Linked DNA regions of Homo sapiens: regions 1 and 2 are each linked to region 3. The links are chromatin contacts, found by Hi-C or POLR2A ChIA-PET in ENCODE. All regions are on one chromosome and are shown on one strand. The core of a region is the stretch at or near the end of the contact, and the rest is flanking DNA. Distances in the headings are between cores, read along the strand shown. Region 1 overlaps PBX1 (PBX homeobox 1). Region 2 overlaps PBX1 (PBX homeobox 1). Region 3 holds the start of PBX1 (PBX homeobox 1).

Region 1 (5,127 bases), core at 1,212-3,711, 190 kb before region 3:
GCCTGCAAATACCATCTTAAAATCATTATCAATATACTTTTGACCTCATAGTCTCCCTGGAAATGTTGGGGATCCCTAGACCCTATTTAAAAATTGTTACCTTAGGGGGTTTCAAAATGTTTTAAAGACATAACACAACAGGCCTGAAGTAGCTAAATTTCTCTTTTGCTTCCCCAGCCTCTACCGCTATCATTTTGGCTAATTAACTGATATATAAGCCACTGCCTACAAGTCACAGTGAAGACAAATCTGAATGCAGGCTTTCTGTTCCAGATCTTATGTACTAGTTCTTATAGTACTTTCTAGCCTAGTATATAACATAAGAAATGGTTTTTAAAAAGAACCCACTGAAACAAAGAAAAAGAACAATGAACATTTTTCCCAAGCCTCCTGAAAGCTACTTCTGACTGTCTCTGCCCCCACTGGTGCTAACCAAGGGCAGCTGGACCAGCCAAAGGGTATCAGAATGTTTCAGATAAATTTCATTCCCACTCAATAGGAATAGCTTGCCTAGACACCAACTATGGGTCTATTTTTTCTATTGTGGGCTTAAAAAAAATTTTTTTAAGCTCTGATTGAGAATTTATTTTAGTTGCTAAGAAACTAGTTTCTTATTGTAGTCAGTGAGAGTAAAGATAAAGCAGCTGTCAAAATACTGTGTTATTTTGACAGTAGCCGTATCAGAATCATAAATGATATAGTTTATCTGTATATTTTTACCCTCACTAATGGGGTCTAAATACTATATTCTCAGATATTTCATACATACACAAAGACATATACACATGCATTTTAGTAAGAAAGGCCAACACACAGTTAGCAATGAGCATTCAGGGAATGCACATGTGCATGTACACACACACACACACACACACACACACACACACACACCAACTAGCCCCCAGTTTGAAAGCTCTTTTTTTTTTTCTTCCGATTTTTGGAGTTAGGATCTCACTCTGTCACCCGGGCTAATGTGCAGTATAATCATAGCTCACTACAGCCTTGAACTCATGGGCTCAAGTGATCCTTTTGCCTCAGCCTCCCAAGTAGCTGGGACTATAGGCATGTGCCACCTTGCCCAGCTAATTTACTTTATTTTTGTAGAGACACAGTCTTACTAATGTTGCCCAGGCTGGTCTGGAACTCCTGGGCTCAAGCGATGAATATCTGCATTCATTCAAACCCTCATTCCCACATCCTCTTGATCTGTCAGATGCTGGTAATCACCATCAGACAGGGTGGATCATCTATACGGGCCTGCTTGGTCCACGGTTCTCCTAAGCCATGCACAGTGCTTTGATCAATGACAAATTCATTCTCTCCCTTTTGCTCTGCCTCCCATCCATCCATCCACTCACCCATCCAATCATCCCCCAGCTACTGTACTTCTAAAAAGTTTTTTTGTGGTCAAAGGGTCCAAGCCTTGCTAATAACAGTGGGTTAATCATGTGAAGAATTAAATCTACCAAAAATCTCCAGCAACTCCAAATCAAATACCTGAATATGGACTTTATTTCACTATTATATTGCTGATGAGTGGCATTTGGCAGAATTTGAAGGAGGAGAAAAACAAAAATGTATCATTTTCTTTCTGTGTCTATCCAGGACTGGCTATACTAAATGCTATTCATCATTACTTTCACCTATTTGTAGGGTAATAATACTTAAAACTCTATCTGAGAAATATTAAGCAGTTGTTAAAAATAATTATAAAAAGTAATAAAGTAACAGAAAATTTCTGTATTAAGTTGTAAGATGAATAAGCAAGATATATATTGTTTATGTTCCAATTTTAGCTAGCTAATATATTATATATGCAAATAGATTAAAAACTGAAAGGGGGCATTACTAAAAATGCAATGAGTTGTATATTTGAAGGGCAGGGCTATCAGCTTTTTTTTCCCTTTGTTTTCCAGACTTTCTGTAATGTTTTAATATTGTCCTGTTCATGAAGACAAGGAAGAATATCTCAAAGGGCTTTAGTTATGGTTGATTTTTTTCCTATTCTTGGTAGCTTAGAAAATTTCCCAACCAGGAGTGAGGTCTAGCTATCAATGTCAAGGTGGAAAAAATATGCCAAGAGTGGTGAGCTTGCTCTTTTTGGCTTCCTCCTACATTTCTGATCCCATCTTGGAGTGGAGAAAGATTCCTCCACCCCTCCATCACACACCACTGCTCCTGCCCCAGTGCTCACCCCATCCTAGTCCCATGCGGTTAGGGTGATATGTTCCAGTCTTCATTTGAGGTCTGATGCAATGTGTTGACCTTGCTCCTCAGCTTATCTTGAGTAAGGGATGAATGTCATGGCCATATGCTTCCCATGACCACAATTCTCATTCTCATCAGAGATCCAGGAAAGCTTCCTCTGAATTCAGCCAAACTGCAATGTGTAAACATTTCTGCTGTGAGATTTGAAACTTGCGATAGAAATTCCAAGCCAGAAGCTTCTGCAAAATATGTGAATCACAGGGAAAGAATCTGCTCTTTTCTGATTGACCCTTTTAATGACGTATTATTTAACCTTAGATGATAGAGATCACAGAGCCTGCCGTGACCTCTTCTAATGACTGTTAAGCTGACCTTAGGCAACAAAGCCGGCAGGAATCAGAATTGATTAGGAGGATTTGCTACCTCTTTCCAAAGAGGCCGGATATAGAGTTCTTATTTCCACTTAATTATCTCTTGGCCTCTGATCCACATGACTGCTTCTAGAAGCCAGCAGGAAACGTGAGGCGAGGAAAGTCAGTCGAACCTCAATGAACTGGCTCTCCACGTACCCTGGAGACACACACACCTTTTGTATTGTACAATTACTATTTATGGTGTGACATGATCTTTCTTTATCATGTACTTTTTAATAAAGGATTTGACATACACTATTAGTTTTAACACTTTGCATCTCAAATCCTGCTAGTCTGCTTGTATAATTAGCTGTGGCTTGACAAACAAAAACTCAAAAGCAAAAACACGAATGGTGCCCATACTGTTTATCACAATGGCTAAACTTGATCATTTTGGAGTAAGAATAGTGGGTACACCTCTTTTCATGAACTGCTTGGCATGCATCATTTACTTATGATGCATACTCATGATTTGTGTATAATTGGGAGGTGGATTAAAAAATGTTGCTGTTCTAATTTGTAAACCTTTATCTTCTAGCTCTCAACCTCCAATCTAAACAAAATTCTAAAGCTGTCTAGCCCCAGGATACCCTAGGGCTAGACACAATTCCTCTGTGAATGCATAGATAGCCACTACCTTGGTATCATAGTATCTCAGGTTGAGTCCTAGATTACTTAAGCATCATTAAAGTCCAGCAAATTTTTCTATGAGAGGATTATTAATTATTTTACAGTTGCTCTAACCCTGAGCCTAAGAAGAGACAGCAAGCAAAATCCTGCTTTACTCACTTTTCATGTGGAAACTGGCAAATACTTTCATTTCCAGTGTGCCCGTGGTCATTCAAGATTCAGAGAGACACAGTTACTTCCTTAAGGACACACAAAGTCAATGGCTGTTCTAACCTAAAGTCTATCTAGCAGAACACAAAATATACAGAAACATACTGTTATGTTACATCCATAACAGGCCAAGAATATAAGCATGACCAAAGTTATCTTCTGTGAATAGCTTCAGTCTACCTTTTTGTACTTTGAAATATGTATGTATATAAAATACATACATACATATGTGTGTGTGTGTATATATATATATATACATGATTCATACATATACAGATGCTAAATTTACATAAGTAGGAGAGTTACAAACATAGTACTCTCTACAGCCTAAGCCTATTTTTTTAAAAAAGATCATTCTCAAATTTACTGGTATTTCAAATTTGGAAAAAGGAACTAGCAGTATTTAGTGGTAAGAACACAAATGGTAGAGTCAGAAGATCAGAATTAGAGCTGGTACTCAGCAAATTTTGAGTTAGGTACTCTCTGGAAACTCAATCTGTTTAAGCCTCAATTCCTCACCTGCACAATAGGAACAACAATATCTCCTCAAAGATTTCTGGAGAGAATGAAATGAAAAAATGCAGTGATTTTTCAAAAGAATTTCCTGAAACATGAACTCCTTTCTTAAGATTACTAAGAAGCCCGATATGCAAAAGAGGCCCAAATGGCCCTACATCAGAAGAGTAGGATCTTGTAATAGCTCTTCTGCCAGCAACCCCATCAGCCCTACCCCATGCACTCACTGGAACCATGAGAATCCACTGGAATTCTCTGTAAAACATAGGAGATAATTCACATAAAAGCAATATAAAACTGCTTTATCAAAATGAGGGCTGATAAAAATCGAGATAAGAATAGTTTAGGAAAGGGCCAGGCGTGGTGGCTCATGGCTGTAATCCCAGCACTTTGGGAGGCTGAGGCGGGTGGATCACGAGGTCAAGAGTTCGAGAACAGCCTGGCCACATGAGGTCAAGGGTTCGAGAACAGCCTGGCCAATGTGGTAAAACCCCGTCTCTACTAAGAATACAAAACTTAGCCGGGCGTGGTGGCACATGCCTGTAATCCCAGCTACTCGAGAGGCTGAGGCAGGAGAATCACTTGAACCTGGGAGGTGGAGGTTGCAGTGAGCTGAGATCGTGCCACTACACTCCAGCCTGGGCAACAGAGCAAGACTCCATCTTGAAGAAGAAGAAGAAGAAAAAAGAATAGTTTAGGAAAAAAAGACAACTATTTACCATAGCTTTCTCAAATTACATTTACAATTTTACTACTTGTTACCACTTTTACCTATGAATTTCATGCTAAGCAACTGAGACTTGCGAGTGAGGTACTTCTTATAACTATACCCTATACAGTCTGCACTGAACCTCTTGCATGACCAAGATGCCAAACACAGGAAACATACCTCTACATACTTTGAAACTTAAAAGCTGACTTTTCTAGCTTTTCTTTGGCTGAAGGAAAATTAATTTAACACTTCATTTTGAAATACTTAGAATAGCCATTTAAAAATATACATGTACTAATGTTCTATTATAAAATAATCGTATGCCTCTCTAGGTGATGCCATGGGCCATGTGCGAGCAACAGGTCAGTGACTGTTTGATCATGATATTTACCATGTATGGAGGGGGCCAATAGGAACGATCCTCTAGAGGCACATGAC
Region 2 (4,607 bases), core at 1,436-3,935, 240 kb before region 3:
AGTGCTCAGCTAATAATAATGTGCTTCATTATGGTGAATAAAAATATTCACAATATCTGATGTTTATTCAGGGCACTCTATCCCGGGGCCCTTTCTGCTCTTCAATAAACAGACAGTGGGGTCGTTTCACCCACTGCTGAGGTGGAGCAAAGCAGCTGCTAAACAGCTGCTGAGGAACACACAACAGAGAGCAAAGTTCCAAGGGCATTTTAGATGGACAGAGCATAATGATCCAGATTTTTCCAGTACCTGGGAAGGAAGGAGCTACCCATACCTCCTCCTCACTTCCCTCAAGCCTTGTATCTAAAGAAGCTGGGCTACTTCCGATAGGACAGGCACTCACAATGTGACAGTAATGTGAATACTTGGGGTTACAATTGTTAATTAAATAAAACCCTCACATGCTGAATGTTTCTCAACAGAGGAGACTCTACTGTAGGCTGTCATAAAAAACAATAGTTACTTTCTGGGAGCTCAGGCTGCCTCCATAGGGCAGAGGGATTTCTAATAGACCTCCCAGGTTACAGGGCAACGTTGTTTCTGGAAGCAGACACTGAAAGGGAAGCCTTTCAAAAGTCTTGTATAAGGTTTAAGTTTACATCCTGAACTATAAGACCTATCTTCTTCCTTGACTCCTTCAAAAAGATGGATTGGATTGAGATCCAAGGATGAGATTGGATTTGGCTGCCAATCTCATCAACAAAAGTAACTGGGATCTTAGGGCTCTCTTAGCTATGAACTGAATTAACCCAGTCCAGTTCAACATTAGAGATTTAGTCCTGTTGATTCCCCAACAGCATTATTTACAAAAGCTAAAAAATCCTACAAAGCCACAAGATAATTTTTTTTTAAAGTAGAGCTTGGAATAAAATTCAGGTTTCTGACATCATGGTTTTATCTATTATAATATGACAGCTCTTAAATACCTTATAGCGCCAGGCACGGTGGCTCACGCCTGTAATCCTAGCACTTTGGGAGTCTGAGGCGGGTGAACACGATGTCAGGAGCTCGAGAGCATCCTGGCTAACACGGTGAAACCTCATCTCTACTAAAAATACAAAAAATTAGCCGGGCGTGGTGGCACGTGCCTGTATTCCCAGCTGCTTGGGTGGTTGAGGCAGGAGAATCACCAGAGGCAGAGGTTGCAGTGAGCCGAGATCGTGCCACTGCACTCCAGCCTGGGCAACAGAGCAAGACTCCATCTCAAAAAAAAAAAAAAAATGTCTTCAAAAGACTTCTTTCTTTAATAACCTCAGGGTGAAACAATGGCTGATTCAGGTAGTTTTTTGTTTTGTTTTTGGAGGGATAAGGGTGAGGGTGAGCTACAATAGCTAATTATTGTATAGTTATCTGCCATCACCATGCCAAAAATAAAACAACAAAATTAATTATTAAGTAACCAATTTGGTAATTCCAGGTAGGTACTACTAAAATACTGACATTTTCACTTGACCAAGGTTTTCTATTTTTAAAAAATCCCCATAAGGAACTGTTACAGGAAAAATGAAGAAGATATCTCTCAGACACACTAGCTAGAAGGTTAATAGCATAATTTCCCTACAATCTGCTATTTACTATAATTAACACAACTAATATTAATAAATTATTAAGCATCCAAAATGTATTAAGCAGTATTCACTTCTTAACTAGAAAATGCCCATATAAACAAATAGATGATATTTTAGTACTTTTAAAAATAATAAATACAGATGAGTAGTACAACTTCTACACTGAACATAATTTGCTTCTGTACTGATGGAGCTTTTTAGTTCTCAATTTCCAATATCTTTATTATTTAGAATAGGTAGGTAGCCACAAGAAGTTTCTGAAGAGAATATTTTTATCACAACCCTCTCTTAGGTGCCAGTAATCTAGCCCAAGGAAGTAACAGAGAGGACAACCTGCTTACCCCATTGTCGAAAGACATCCACATTCTCTTCTTACAAAGTGGAGTCAGGTATTATTCTAATAAGAGCCCTTGGGGTAAGGGTAAAATCCTGGATTCTAGGGCAAATTCTCTCCCTCATTAAATGTGTGACCTCCACCACATCTTAACCTCTTTCATCTCCATTTCCTCACCTGCATCAAAATGGAGAGGATGACAATACCTGTCCTGGGTACCCAATCTCAAAATTGCCTTGAGGAGCAAGTGCCGTTATGTCAGCCGCAGTGTTTTGTAATTGGTGACATGCTATTAAAATGTACTATGGCTGTCATAATTTTTACTCATTTTGGATGAGGATGGAAGAGTGATAAGAAGGTTTAAATCAAGGAAGCAGTTCCATATTACTGGCAACCTGAGCTCAGATTAAAGACAGTTTCCAACACCTCCCAACCTAACATCCATTGCAATTATGGTTTAGTGAAGGAAGTCGCACTCTGGGCTTGTCTTGTGTCCTGTTCTTTGGCACGAGTTAACCTGGAGGACAAATCTGGAGGACAGCTTGCTATGCCAGAGGACAGGGTTATTGGTGAAGGTGAATTAGGAAGAACATTGGGTAATAAGAATCCAAGAGGTCAGCGAGAGGTCTGTCCCCATTTGCCTTCCATAATTACCCTTTTAGGTTAGAGCAGACTGCAAATTCTAAATGATGGTCATGGTTGGGGAAACTGTCACAGTTCAGCCAGCTCTCTGAGCTCAGCATTGCCTGGGATCTGGGGAAATGTCTATATGAGCCAACACTGTGGCGAGAACATTTGTTCTTTCCCAAGAAGGCAAAGGAGGATGACTCACAGCTTCTTACCACAGCTTGCTTTTATTTTCCTCCCCTTCACCCTCCCTACACCTTGTCTGATGGTCAAATTTCACTATTCTTGGCTTCACAGCAATTTTTCTGCCCTCATAAAAGAGAGGATTTTGTAGAAATCCATTCCAAAGGTAGATAGGAGTGCAGTAATGAAAATTTATTCACTTTAAATTTTTAAAATGCCTATTTCTATTTTAAAATTTAAATTTTCTATTAAGTTTGCATTTGCCTTCTACCTAGATAGTTACAAGTGGACTGCACAAGGTCTTCTACCTTCCACTTTTTCTCTGTCTTCTTTTTTGGCTTTTAAAAAGAAAGGGGCCAGGTGTGGTGGCTCACGCCTATAATCCCAGCACTTTAGAAGGCCGAAGCAGGTGGATCACCTGAGGTCAGGAGTTCAAGACCAGCCTGGCCAACATAGTGAAACCCTGTCTCTACTAAAACTACAAAGATTAGCTGGGTATGCTGGCACCTGCCTGTAATCCCAGCTACTCAGGAGGCTGAGGCAGGAGAATTGCTTGAACCTGGGACACAGAGGTTGCAGTGAACAGAGATCGTGCCGGTGCACTCTAGCCTGGGTGACAGAGTGAGACCCCATCTCAAAAAAAAAAAAAAAAAAAAGAAAGGAAAAAAAAAAGAAAAGAAAGGTAAGGAAAGCAAAGGAAAGAAAAGAAGAAACGAAAAAAAAGAAAAGAAAAGAAAAGCTAATGATTCAATGAGAGTAGGGTAATGGAGAACTTCAATATAATGTTGCATCCCAAGAGATAACAACAAACTTATCTGCTATCTAAATGAAAGGCTGCTGTTAAAGGACTCCTGATAAAGTAGCATGCTTACACTAACCAGAGGAACTAGCATTGCTATATGATGTGTGTATGTGTTGTGGGGAGGATGGGATGGGGGTTCTCTATTAGAGAGGGGCTCTGTTATAATCGGGAGACCCTACATGTACTGCTTTGTAGTTAACAGCCTTTCTTGCCCTTTCCTTTATATAAGTTTTATGGTCCTTCACATCCGTGACTCCAAATCCACAGATCTGTGCCATACATCAGCTTTCAGAATTGAGTATGCAGAACACTGAGTCCCACAAACCATCTGTGGAGTGCCCGGATTAGAATCCCAGTTTGTCTGGCTCCAGGGGTCTCCTGAACCTCCTACCCTTTTTACAGAGGATGATTTGTGTCATATTCCATACCATATATTATGTAAAAGAGGGAATACGTTTGACTCTCAATTGAACTGAGTCTGGGTAAAGTGAGGGACTCTAGGGCCAAGTTTTAAGTCCTTTCCCATAGGATACTATGAGCACCCAGAAAAAGTATAGGCCTCCTGATAAATAAGGAAAAACAAGGGCCAGAGAAAACCTCCCACCTTCTTGCAGGTTAGCTGGTGACTCTGCTGATCACCTATAGCGCCCGGATGAGAGCCAGGCCTGCACATCACAGACACACGTTCTGGAGTCCAGGTATGGAGTGTTCCTTCTATGCACGATTTATGTTTCCTTGAAATCATTTACAGCGTCACACATTTTTTAATGCCTTTACCTCCATTGAATGCCTAGGTTTTTAACAGTTGAGACCAGGACTTGGCAGACTCAAGTTTGGCCAGGGCTCTGTGGCTGGGCAGGGGATGCCGGGCACAGGGATGCCAGCACCTGGGAAAGGTGAGCCGCTCCTCTCTGCAAGCCCCGGGGTTGTGCTTCCTCCACCCTTTCCTAAAGGGCCTGGGTGCCGAGCCCCAGGTGGTTCTGGTTACCTGCTCGTATTTCTCCAGCTCCGTATGGTAGATTTGTCTGATCTGTGAGAGTTTGGCTCTGTAATCTGAATGCTCCACTGAGTTGTCTGAACCTGCCCCTCCAGA
Region 3 (4,777 bases), core at 1,501-4,000:
AGTATTAAAGACCTTTCCTGGGTCTTTTAAAATAGTTTTAATTAATTCTATTATTATATATAGGCCCAAATGCAAACAAAAATTCTCACACAGCTTTATAAAAATATTGTATTTCCACAGCACACAAATGGAGCCAGCTACAGAGGAAGAACTGAAAATTTCCCCATCCCAAAATTGTATCTGATCTCTCTCTGCATCTAGGCCATTGAAAGGGGGAAGTCGCCAAGCCCTGTTTGTCCACAGTTTCACAAAAGAAGAGAGACTGAACATCAAAAAAGTAGTATCTATTCTTACTAGCCCCTTCCACTTCACAAACTTATTTTTAAGCCAGTTTATTGGTATGTCTGAGAGTATTCTTCTAGAACAATATAATAGAGAAAAATGTTCCAATTCAAAAGAGAATTGCCAGTGGGAAATCTTCCTCTTACCATACCTATTAGCTTTTCTTCAGATAATAAAATTCAAAGAGAGCACCAATTAATTTTTAAAATTTCCCCTATTTAAACAAAACTTAGGATACTTTGAGTCTTTCAACATTTCCAAGTTTTCAAACACCCGTAAACCTTAGTACTTTTGAGTTTACATGTTGCATGTGCTTGCAGCTAAAATTGAGTATAATTCATAACATCTATGTTTTTAACTGCTTCCTCTCATTTTCTCAACTCAGATTCTTATTTCACGTAGACAGAAATACACATAATGATGTCTTCTCCATATAACCAAGTCATCTGAAGTATAGGAGTTGCGTATATTTGTTTACAGGGTTTTCAAAGAGAAAAACGCTACTTCGGAGATATAACAAAGCTGGGTAATTGTACAGACATATGTGGTCATTAGATTTTTAAAATTCTTCCTTTTGAGTTCGGCCTTGGGCAAGCTGTTAGCGGGTTGTCACTTAGTCTATGTTTTACTTTAAAAGAGAATTTACTGTAAAATCCTGAAGTAGAGAACCATATACCTGGCAGTGGATTAACTTGAGAGGCTACACAGTTTATTATGTTTCCTTAATGAAGACCTTCATGTCCTATAGTACTGAAATATATAAAATTCATAAATGCTTTCATTTCTAAGTGGTCCTGAAAGAAGCATGGGGGAAAAGAGCATGCTTGATTTTTGTCCCCCCACCCCTTTTTAAAGGACCCTACATAGCTGTCTGTGTCACGGAAGGTTAGTAAACCGGCTGAAATTAGGAGACAATAAAGTTAAACTAAAAATCTGAGTCTCTTAAAACTAACAAATATGCCTAAAAACAAAATCACCTTTTCATCAACTTTTTAAAAAAACAAAATTAAGTGAATGCAAAATATTTTCTGGATAGCTGACAAGTACTGACAAAGAAATACCCTGCTTTTTTGTTGTTTTGTATTTTGGGTAGGGGGGGAAGAAAGGAGAAAAGATAAAAATTAATTTTGGACGGGAGAGTCAAGAAAGAAAATCAAACTCGCTGAATTAGGTAAGGAGTCAACTAAATTTGCAAATAAAGTGTTCTTGGGACATTTTATTTCGTAATGTTACAGAGTCCCCTCAACAAGAAGGCATGGAATGCTGTTCAAAACTTGACAATTCTGCTTTCTCTGATACTTTTTTAAAGCAGTAAAAAGTGCCGAGGGCCGCTTTTGGATCAGTTGGCAGTATTTTCGGCATGCCTGTGTGTTTGTGTGGATATAAATGAATACCCCTATATTCACACACACACACACAAATATGTACACAGCCACATCTCGGCATGGGCGATTACACTTTCGATAACAACGCTCCTTCAAATTTTACTCCTCCGCCATGTAGTTGCTTGTCAAAATGAGAAAAGAAATAACATTTTTCAAAAAAAGCGCTGTGGTGATTCGGTTCCCATTGTTTCCCCCTGCAAGAGGAAGAAAAACAAAAAACCCCAAGAAAGGAAAAGAAAAGCCTCCATCTCACCTGGCCTGCGCCTCATCCAAACTCTGGTCTGTGATGGTCATAATTTGCTGTAAAATGTCTCCAATGTCCTGCTTCCTCCCGCCCTCCCCCTCGGTCCCTCCGGCCCCATCCTGCAAGTGCTGGGACAGGCCGGGGTGTCCGGCCATCCCGACCCCAGCATGGGAATGCATCAGCCTGGGCTGCTCGTCCATCTCCAAAGGCTACGGCAGCCCCCGGCTCTTCCTCTTCTGCTCCTCGGCTCGGCTCCTGGGAAGCACCAAGGCTTTTTATCCTTCAAGCTTGTCTTCAAATCCTTTTCAGGATAAACAGGGAAGGGGGAAAAAAGAAGACCAAAAGAAAAAAAAAATCCCTTTGCCTCTTTAGAGGATGGTGGGAGGATGAGGAGGGGGAGGGGGAGGGGGCGTGAAGGGGTTGCGGGGTGAGGGTGGGGATAAGGGCTGGTGGGGAAGGGTGTTGACTCCAAAAAGCAAGAAAAATAAACCACCTTCCCACTTGGCGAAAAGAAATCAGAGCTGGCTTTAGGTTTTTCAGTCCGGTCTCCTTTGCAAGGCAGAAATGGGCTCCCGGCGCTTAAATCTGTGGCTTAATCCTTTTGCAAATATGCATTGATCGGGAGAAAGGAGAGGAAGGCAGGGGGATTGCAATGCAAACTTTCCCCCCCCACCCCCCGCTGCCCCCCACCCCCACTCCGGGCCAGAGTGATCTCAAAGGGGGTGGGCTGTTGCAAAAGCCAGATCTCCCCCAGCCGCGGCGGCAGGCAAAGCACAGGCTCTCTCCTCCTCCGTGTCTCTGCAAACTCCAGCAGCCCCGTCAGCCTCCTGCTTTTGTTTAGCTCAGGCTCAGGACTCCAGAAACATATACAGAAAAACCACAGCCTGAGAGGAGGAGGAGGAGGAGGAGAAGAAGGAGGAGGAGGACGAGAAGGAGGAGAGGGGAGGGGGCAAAGGGAAGGGGAGGGGGCGGGGAAGCCGGGAGGCTGGGGAGAGGAGGAGGGAGGAGGGCGCCTGGAGCTCCTCCCCGCTTCCCTGATTGGCCACCAGATAAAGGACCGGCCCCCTCCTCCCCTACTTTCCTCACGGCGCCTCCTCTCCAGCCTCCTTCAGCTCCTCCTCGCCCGGCGCCCTGTCAATCAGAGTTCAGAGGTGGGCCGGGAAGGAGGCCGAGCTAATAGCAAGTCTCCAGTCCTTAAAGGTGCAATGGTACTGTAGTTCCAGCTCACTTAGTTTCCACTTTCCCTGCTCGCCTTACTTAGGTTGCGTCCTTGAGGAAAATGTGGCTCCACTTAAATGCAAACATATAAAATTAACACGAAAGAACACAGACGGTGTGCGTCTTCCCGCCCACCCCTGCTTTTCTTTTGCTGTGGCATTGTCATTTAAAACTTGATTCTTTTAAATGCTTAGACCTCAGGGAAACTGCTGAGAGCACAAGTTTGTCAGCACGACGTAGTTATGAAACACAATCGAGCTGTTAATATAATTAATAAAGATCTCTAATAAGTGGCAGATGTAATAATAGATACATTTAAAAAAACAATTCTAGCACAGTAAAGGTGAAAAGAATACCAAACTGTGTCATTTTTGCTGCATGAAAACTAAATTATGGACTATGAAACTGAAAAATGCTCAAGAAAAAGAAAGATTAATAAATAAGTTCACCAAATGAAACTAATTCAACATTTCTCTCTCTTCCCCCGGGGGAAATTAGTTATTTGGCTTAAATACCTAATAAAGAAATGCATTATCACAGTCTAGTTCTAGTTTTTAATATAGTCTAATAAGCATTATTAACTGGGAAGAGAAGTGAACTGACATTTATTGAATGCCTACTATGCACCAAGTAATTTGCATGAGTTATTTTATTTAATCCCCAAGACATCTTTGTGAGTTATGGATTATTATTTCCATTTTACAGAGAGGGAACTCAGAAAGGTTAAATAATTTGTCCAAGGTCCACAGTTATTAAGTGTCAAAGCTGGAATTTAAACCCAAGTGTGACTCCCTCCAAAGGCCTAGTATTTCCACTGCACAATCTGCTTCAGTCTAACAGAAATGTGTGAATAGTGTTAAAAATTAGTTATGTGTCTATTGCCTGTCCAGTTTGAAAGGAAACTTGAGGTGCTTAAAAGGGTACATATTCCAACAAGACAACTCCAATTGAAAATGGGTAGGAAAAAATAAAAAATAAATACAATGGGATCAAGAAAAAAGCCAACAAAAGTCATAACTAAGGTCCAGTATCATAGCTCCAGACAGACACAAATTTGCTTCCAATCTTTTCATTGGGCAAAGTGAGAGGGAAAAATCTGACTGTGTACACAGTCACAATGAATATAAGATAAAATAGCAGGCCAATTACTTAGGAAATGTCCAGAATATTTTGTAATATAAAATATTCTATTGTGTAGCCAGCCCTCTTCCTGGATGGCAGTATAGCAAAGGAAATGCAAAGCGCAGTGTAACCAATCTGCAAGCGCAGTGTAACCAATCTGCAAAATGGAAAGCAGCCTTGCCAGGTGCTTCGAGATCCTCAAATAAAATGTTATTCTTCTCACCAATCATTACGCAAAACAAGTTTGGCAAGATAAGGAGCACTGATGCAAGCATTTCAAAGCAGTTTTTAGCAAGCTACTTGGCACTTATTGGTATGAGGGCATGCAATACAGAGTATTAATTGTAATTATGATGTTATATTACTTAATAACAATTGTTTTATTCACATACATATCCTGATTTTTAAACTGTTTTTTTAAAAATTAACACTAATCAAAAGTTGAGCACAAAACTATATACTCAAATCACATATCAATCACAGTGATTGAGAGTTAGCATATCCCTTACAGAGACGAAGTTACCAC

Evidence for each region. A loop is a pair of places that touch in the nucleus more often than their neighbours do. ChIA-PET counts read pairs that join two places held with the same protein, here RNA polymerase II (POLR2A). Pooled maps may share reads with other maps.
Region 1: a pooled map shows a loop between it and region 3 (2.4-fold over the local background). The contact joins the enhancer-like site here to the promoter of PBX1 in region 3. A Hi-C loop is called at or near these places in 4 of 50 pooled maps. POLR2A ChIA-PET finds 5 or more read pairs at or near these places in 5 of 52 experiments (A549, AG04450, PC-9 and 2 more).
Region 2: a map of gastrocnemius medialis shows a loop between it and region 3 (3-fold over the local background). The contact joins the enhancer-like site here to the promoter of PBX1 in region 3. A Hi-C loop is called at or near these places in 64 of 168 maps with a recorded cell type or tissue (A673, Calu3, IMR-90 and 34 more) and 35 of 50 pooled maps. POLR2A ChIA-PET finds 5 or more read pairs at or near these places in 5 of 52 experiments (A549, A673, BJ and 2 more).

What each region holds. Positions count from the first base shown.
Region 1 is chr1:164,745,910-164,751,036 of GRCh38, reverse strand. The region is part of intron 2 of PBX1 (PBX homeobox 1); the gene reads right to left. Among named protein-coding and RNA genes, the nearest start is that of PBX1-AS1, 26 kb to the left of the region's middle. RefSeq lists enhancers at 2,257-2,776, 1,909-3,108. Within about 2 kb of position 2,461, at least 10 of the 41 ENCODE cell types and tissues checked have a DNase peak (open chromatin) inside an H3K27ac peak, as active enhancers do; they include PC-9, where a contact is called at or near this core.
Region 2 is chr1:164,792,634-164,797,240 of GRCh38, reverse strand. PBX1 (PBX homeobox 1) reads right to left here. Exons shown (of 9, transcript NM_002585.4): 3 at 4,503-4,607. Among named protein-coding and RNA genes, the nearest start is that of PBX1-AS1, 20 kb to the right of the region's middle. Within about 2 kb of position 2,685, at least 6 of the 41 ENCODE cell types and tissues checked have a DNase peak (open chromatin) inside an H3K27ac peak, as active enhancers do; they include PC-9, ascending aorta, gastrocnemius medialis and 1 more, where a contact is called at or near this core.
Region 3 is chr1:164,557,157-164,561,933 of GRCh38, reverse strand. It overlaps PBX1 (PBX homeobox 1), which reads right to left and starts at 2,750. Exons shown (of 9, transcript NM_002585.4): 1 at 1,921-2,750. The coding sequence starts at 2,111. RefSeq lists an enhancer at 2,669-3,168.